2 separate regions of the Homo sapiens genome follow, and region 1 is linked to region 2. A link is a contact called in ENCODE Hi-C or POLR2A ChIA-PET data. All regions are on one chromosome and are shown on one strand. Each heading gives the region's core, a stretch centred on a gene start or an enhancer-like site at or near the end of the contact. The rest is flanking DNA. Distances are from core to core; before and after follow the strand shown. Region 1 overlaps PDE8A (phosphodiesterase 8A). Region 2 overlaps PDE8A (phosphodiesterase 8A).

Region 1 (3,054 bases), core at 214-2,713, 94 kb after region 2:
CCATCATGGAACAAAGACAAGCCACCTCCCATTGTACCCTGTCCAATTCCTGAGCCACAGAATCCATGAGCATAATAAACGGTTACTGTTTAATGTCACTAAGTTTGGGGTGGTTTGTTTCACAGCAATTTAACTGGAACAATAGTGCTAGGCATAATCTGCTAAACTGATGTCATGACCCATTAGCAGGCAGTTTGACAAACACGGGTTCAGAGGTCACTAATTCCATATTTGAAGCCTGGCACTCAACAGTGCTGAGTTTCCACTATTGAATCTGTGCATATTCATACAAGTTGAAATTTTTGCAACTAGGGATGGATGGGATGGGTGTAGTGGGGTAAAGCAGATTACAGAGTGTTTTGCCCCATATATATGGTCAGCATCAAAAAGGCGTGAGACTCACTGGGACCAAACCTGAAGCTCAAAGGTGGGCCACATTGTTCTGGCCCGAGTCTCAAGGTGTTCCTGGCTTCCTAAGGATAACCTGATGTCCTTGTGCCAAAGCAGACACTTAAAGACTCCAGTGCCTTACAAAGACTTTTTGGTCTAAAGGTGGCCTATGTACCTCTATCCACTTCAACACTGTCAGCCCTCACTACAGTTTCAGGTTTTTCTATTAATGAATAACTTTCATCTAAATATAAACTCAGATTAATCTGTTAAGGATTAGCAGTCTAAAAAAGAGGGGGGATGATAAGAAGCATTTCTGGTAGATGGAGAGCATCCAGCAGGCCTGGGCCCAGAGAATTTAAGTGTAATTGGTTAACTGGGCTTTGGGTTTCTTTCTTTAAATGTCACTAGTTACGATAATAACATAGTACTGCCTGCCCCCACACCCCCTACCCACCCCCCTGGAAAAAACAGGAAATTCATGAATAGGACAGGACTCCCAGGAAAAAACGCCTGGGAATGGGGGCACTGAGGAAGCCTCCCAAATGAAAGGGAAGCTCTTCAAGCACCTCAAGAAAGTAGGTCACTTCAGGGAACTGGCTTCAAGGGAGTGCCCCTTAAAAGCAAAGTGATCCAGTTCAAAGGGGTAGTGGGAGTAAGGGTTGGGGGAGCCTCAAGTCAAAATTCAGGTGACTTCAAAAAAACAGGTCTGATCCAGGACTTATGGTGGCCTTAGGATGTGAAGAGCATAGTTATATTACATTCTTGGTGACCACAAAAGCAAGAACAAACAATTCTCAGTCTGAAACAGTGAAAGAAAAGGTTTATCTGATTTATACACAGCATGTTTGCTCCAACCCATAATGGAAAAACACCAGATAAATCTAATTTGTTTGTTTTTAATCTGGATATGCTGTTGTTCAATGCACTTTTTAATGTGTAATGCACACAGATCATTGAGTTTCTGAAAAACTGTATCTGGAGCATTGGTAAGCTAAAGCCGCTGTTCAAAAGAATGACTAACAACCACAACAGCAGCGGCAGCCCCATTAACACATCTGAGCCAACAAACACCAGCATGAGACACACTAGAAGCAGAGAAACTAGAATGAACAAGTCCGAATTTTTGCCTGGCACATAGGTCACTCAGTAAGAGTCAATAGGGGAATGAAATGCATGGGCAAACTACTGGGAAATTTTGGGCAGCTAAGGAAGACTAAGAACAAAGAAGTTTCTTTTGACCCCCTCTGCTGAGGGTAGAGAAAAGCAAAAGGGAAGTTAATGTAACAAAAAGCCTACGCAGTAGGAGTAATAGAGGGTGAAAAGAAAAAAAAAAAGCCTAAGCAAGATGAAAGACTGACTGGCCCACATAGAAATTAGTTGGTCACTAAAAGAGAAACAACCTGCATGGAACTTGGCTAAGGCCAAACTAAGAAAGGGGCTTGTAACTTCAGAAAAAGATTCAAGATGAGCTGACAAAAGAAAGTCACCTATTAAGGAGAGAAATTACAAACTAGACCAAATTCACTTCTTAAATGGCAATTTCATATAGTTCAACCAAATATATGCCAGGTACTGTGCCAGGGATGCAAAGATACAGTCCCTGCTTTCATCAAGGAAGTTATGGTCTAGGGGAGGGAAGGACAGCAGACGATGATATGGTATGATACCTGCTAAGTTAGAGATAAGCATAAGGAACATAGGGACAGATAGACGGATCAGAGGGTTCAAGAAAGATTTCCCGGAAGAGGTGATCTCAGAGCTCAGTCTTAAAGGGCCAGCAGGAGTTAGCCAGGTAGAGAAGGTAGGCAAGGGAGCTACAGGAAGAAGAAATACAAGCAAAGGCCCAATGACCAACTTTTTTTTGGAAATCTGAGCAAATTCCACTCTTCGTAGCATCAAGACATCTTTGGAGGCTGTGGACAGCCAGTTCCACCAAACCTCCAGGTCCAAACCATCCCTGATCCCTTGGCAACCAAAATGCCATCTTTTAAGTGTGTTCATGCCATCTGGCCTCAATACTTCATTCCTGCTCAACTCTCCCTCCTTCCCTGAACACTTGGAACACTGTCATCCCCCCTCCACCAATGTCCTCCCATCAACCTGGTGGTGTCAATGTCCACATAAATAACCCATCCACCAATTTCAAGTTTTCTCACAACCCAGTGATCTTCACCTTACCCTGCTCCACTCCAGCCCCTCATCAGCCAGAACTGTCCCATGATGAAAATGCTAAACTCCAATATTCTACTCTCTAATATTCCTATGCTGCTAGCAATCTTGAACCTAATTCCTCCTCCAATAATTCTCTGACCTTCTCAAGACATTCACTCTTTTACCCTCTCTCCAATCCCACCTCCCCAGTTCTGTATAGACCACCATGGAGTCATAAACCACGTCTCCAAACAAAGTCCAACCCTCTTGTCCCACTCTCTGTTCTCCTACCTCCCTGGCCTTCCCACCACAATATGTGGCAAAGCCCCATCCCCAACCAACCCAATTATTTCCTATGCTTCTCCACCTGAGCTGATAACCACTGCGGGAGAAAAATAACAGAGCCTTGCAGACTGAGGCCACCAAGAATTCATGGTCTCTACCACCAGAAGCCTAGAAATCCTTTGGTGAACCCCAGACAATGCTCTTATTCCCCACAACACTTTCCCT
Region 2 (3,244 bases), core at 325-2,824:
ATTAACTGGGAATTGATTTAGTTTTCTTCCCCCTTTTAGTGCTATCTTTGTCAGGTTGATGTCAGAGTTTTGTGAGTTTGACAAAATGATCTGGAAGTTTTCCATCTTTTTCAAGACTCTGAAAAGTTTTATGTAACATGGAAAAATTCCTTAAAGGGCTAAAGAATTCACCTGTCCATCTGGGTCAGGAGCCAACTTTTGAAGAAATTAAATAATAATTTAAAAATTACTAAAATTACTTCCATGTTATTGGCCTCTTTTGTTTTTTTTTTTTGTTTTTTTACTTCTTACATCAATTTAATTTAAAACATTCCATTAAAACTATTTTAAAGCTTTTGATTTAGTACATATGTGTGCAGTACTTCTATTTTCTGCTGTAAATTTGTATATTTTTGTGTCTTTATATCTTAACTAGTTTGGCTAGAACTTCACCTATTTTCTTGGTTATTTCCAAGAGCCACACTGGATTATCATTTTGCTTTTCCCATGTTTTTTTTCTTCCCTTTTAAAAGTAATTAAGGCATTTAAAACATAAACCTTTAACTATATAATTGGCTTCATTCTATAGGTTTTGACAGATAAGCTTCTCATTTTTGTTATTTTCTAACTAATGTCATTTTTGGTTTTATTTCTTTGTTGATTCCCAAATTATTCAGAATATTTTCTCATTTGTTGTAGCTGATATTTTAAATTTAACCATTAGTTATTCTATTTTGTTGTGTTGTGGTTAGAAAATATAGCCTATGAAGTTTAGAAGTTCAACACATTATGTCCCAGTATAAGATCATTTTTGGAAATACCCTACAGACTCTTGAGATGTATAGCTAATAAATCAGCCTTGCAAATTTATTTAAATTGATTTAAATTAAAATTCAATAATTTAAATTTTAAGTGCGCAAATAGTATGGTATGTGAATTACATTTCAATAAATGTTTTTTTTTTTTTGAGACGAGAGTCTTGCTCTGTCACCCAGGCTGCAATGCAATAGCATGATCTTGGCTCACTGCAACCTCCACCTCCTGGGTTCAAGTGATTCTCCTGCCTCAGCCTCTCAAGTAGCTGGATTATAGGCCTGCACCACCATGCCCAGCTAATTTTTCTATTTTTAGTAGAGATGGTGTTTCACCATGTTGGCTAGGCTGGTCTCGAATTCCTGATCCATCTGCCTTGGTATCCCAAAGTACTGGGATTACAGGTGTGAGCCACCATGACATTTCAATAAATGCTCTAATAAACTGTTTTCAGTTAGCTCTCTAAATATATATTTGTATGTTGTCTATAGAGTAGTTTAAAAGCAATACAGCAAAAATTGGGTTCTTTATATGCTGAGCCATATTGACACAGATGTCCCTCTGTTGTTACTTGTTTTCATAATTTAGAAAACAGTCCCCTTCTCTGGACACCCTATTTTACCTACAGTCTGATTTGATTTTTTCTGGAAAAAAACAAAAAACAAAAACAGAAATAAGAACCAGAGGGAGCACGGAAAGTTCTGAGAAGGTTTACCCTTCAAGGTGAGGAATGAACACTTGTTCACTCCCTGTGTGTGCCAGATGTCATCTTCTGCTTTGCTCTCTGCCAAATGCTAGTCCCGTGATACAGAGGAGGAAATGCAGCCAGGAGCCACTTGCCCTGGCCCTGCATGACTGCAGTCATCTTAGGCCCCAGTCAAGGGAGCAACAGGTCAAGGGCAGAAGCTTCAGAAACTAAAGTGGTTTGGCATGGCCCAAAAGTGGCCTGTGACTGGGACAAAGGAGAAGAAATGATGAGAGGAGCTCATTGTTGAGGTGAGTGTGGAGAGCTGTAGAGTTTAAAGTTTAAATCCTGAGGGAGGTGGGAAGCTGCTCCTGGGAATGACAATATCAGGTATGCTGTTTCAGAAAGATCACATTGGCAGTAGGGTAAGGGCATTCCATGGGAGGCAGGGCAGGCAAGAATTCTAGTTTGGAACTGCCCAGATGCGAAAGGATTGCGGGGGGCCTCACTGGGACAGCAGCAGGAGATGAATCTGAGAACATTTAGGTGTGACAGGAGGCAAGGTCAGATGATCAACCAGATGTGGGGGGTTGAGGAGTGGAAAGAACCAAGGATGACTCTCGGTTTCTAATCTGGGTATCCGGTTGGATAATGGAACCCTGGATTAGGTAGATAACCCTGGGTGGGAGCAGTGCTGGGAACAGAGATGATGAACCTGACCTTAGAGCCCTGCAGACTTTCATGTACAGATGGAGGCCCTAAAGTGGGGATATCCAACAGTTACTTGGCTCTACTAGTGTACAGGCTTGGAGTGAGACCCCCAGAAGAATAGCCCTATCCTGTCCTTGTTAGGTTTCTCCTCCGGGACCAAATTCTGCCTCTTGTACCCTCATGGAATAGCTGGGATTATGTCATGAATTAACACATCAATTTCCCAAAGCTAATGTGGCCTCCTGCCTGATTCCTCGTATGACCTTGCCCTTCCTGTGCCAGGCTGCACACGTGAGCAGTCATGCTATGTATCTTAGTGGAGGCAGAAGCACTAGACTCTCCCCACTGCTCCTGCCCATTAAATGTGGCAGGTAAACAACAGCTCACCTTTATCCTCTCCTTGGAGAGAAAATAGGCAGTGGCATGAAGCACATCAGCAGAATGTGTAGAATTGTGGTAGGGATTGGAGGAATGATAATTGGCTTCGATAATTTGTAACCATGATCTTAGCGTTGACTCGGAGCAGTGTAAGAATTCACAGATTCCAAAGCGAGCAAACATTTTGAGACCAAGATAAATCAAAGGCCTATAGACAGAAAAAACCCCACAATATTAGAACAAAGCAAACAAACAGGCCAAGTGTTTAAGGCCTGAATAGGTTCCAAGCCAAATTTCAGAGAGTGCAGGGCAGCAAAGTGGAGATTGCTTGGGCTGTGCTGGCCTCTCTCTGGTGGGGCCAACCAACTCTGGTTCCACTTCTTGCCCTCAGGGGACCATGATGCACGGGTGAGAGCTGGCTGCCCACAGCAGCTCTGACCTCAGCCTCGTTGGGGCTCCCGATTTGTTGGGGGGAGTTTGCTCATTCTGTCCTTCCAGGTTCAGCTTCCTACTTGCACTAGTGGGTTCCTCAAAATAACCCTTTCTCCAGGCTAAGCTTGTACCACCTTGAACACTATCCTCTCCTTTGGACTTGCTGGACCCATGCCATTGGCCAGACATCCTGCCTATAAGAAAACATTTCCTGAAAATGTCATATAAGCCAGACACTGCCGTATG

The links. Hi-C counts contacts between places; a loop is a spot of excess contacts on that map. ChIA-PET counts read pairs that join two places held with the same protein, here RNA polymerase II (POLR2A). Pooled maps may share reads with other maps.
Region 1: a loop to region 2 is called in a pooled map, with 2.9 times the contacts of the local background. The contact joins two enhancer-like sites. A Hi-C loop is called at or near these places in 2 of 50 pooled maps. POLR2A ChIA-PET finds 5 or more read pairs at or near these places in 4 of 52 experiments (A549, GM10248, activated T-cell and 1 more).

The regions. Positions count from the first base shown.
Region 1 is chr15:85,023,221-85,026,274 of GRCh38, reverse strand. The region is part of intron 1 of PDE8A (phosphodiesterase 8A); the gene reads right to left. Among named protein-coding and RNA genes, the nearest start is that of PDE8A, 43 kb to the right of the region's middle. Within about 2 kb of position 1,463, at least 5 of the 41 ENCODE cell types and tissues checked have a DNase peak (open chromatin) inside an H3K27ac peak, as active enhancers do.
Region 2 is chr15:85,117,171-85,120,414 of GRCh38, reverse strand. It overlaps PDE8A (phosphodiesterase 8A), which reads right to left. Exons shown (of 22, transcript NM_002605.3): 17 at 2,576-2,774. Among named protein-coding and RNA genes, the nearest start is that of PDE8A, 140 kb to the right of the region's middle. RefSeq lists a cis regulatory region at 2,140 and an enhancer at 2,056-2,225. Within about 2 kb of position 1,574, at least 4 of the 41 ENCODE cell types and tissues checked have a DNase peak (open chromatin) inside an H3K27ac peak, as active enhancers do.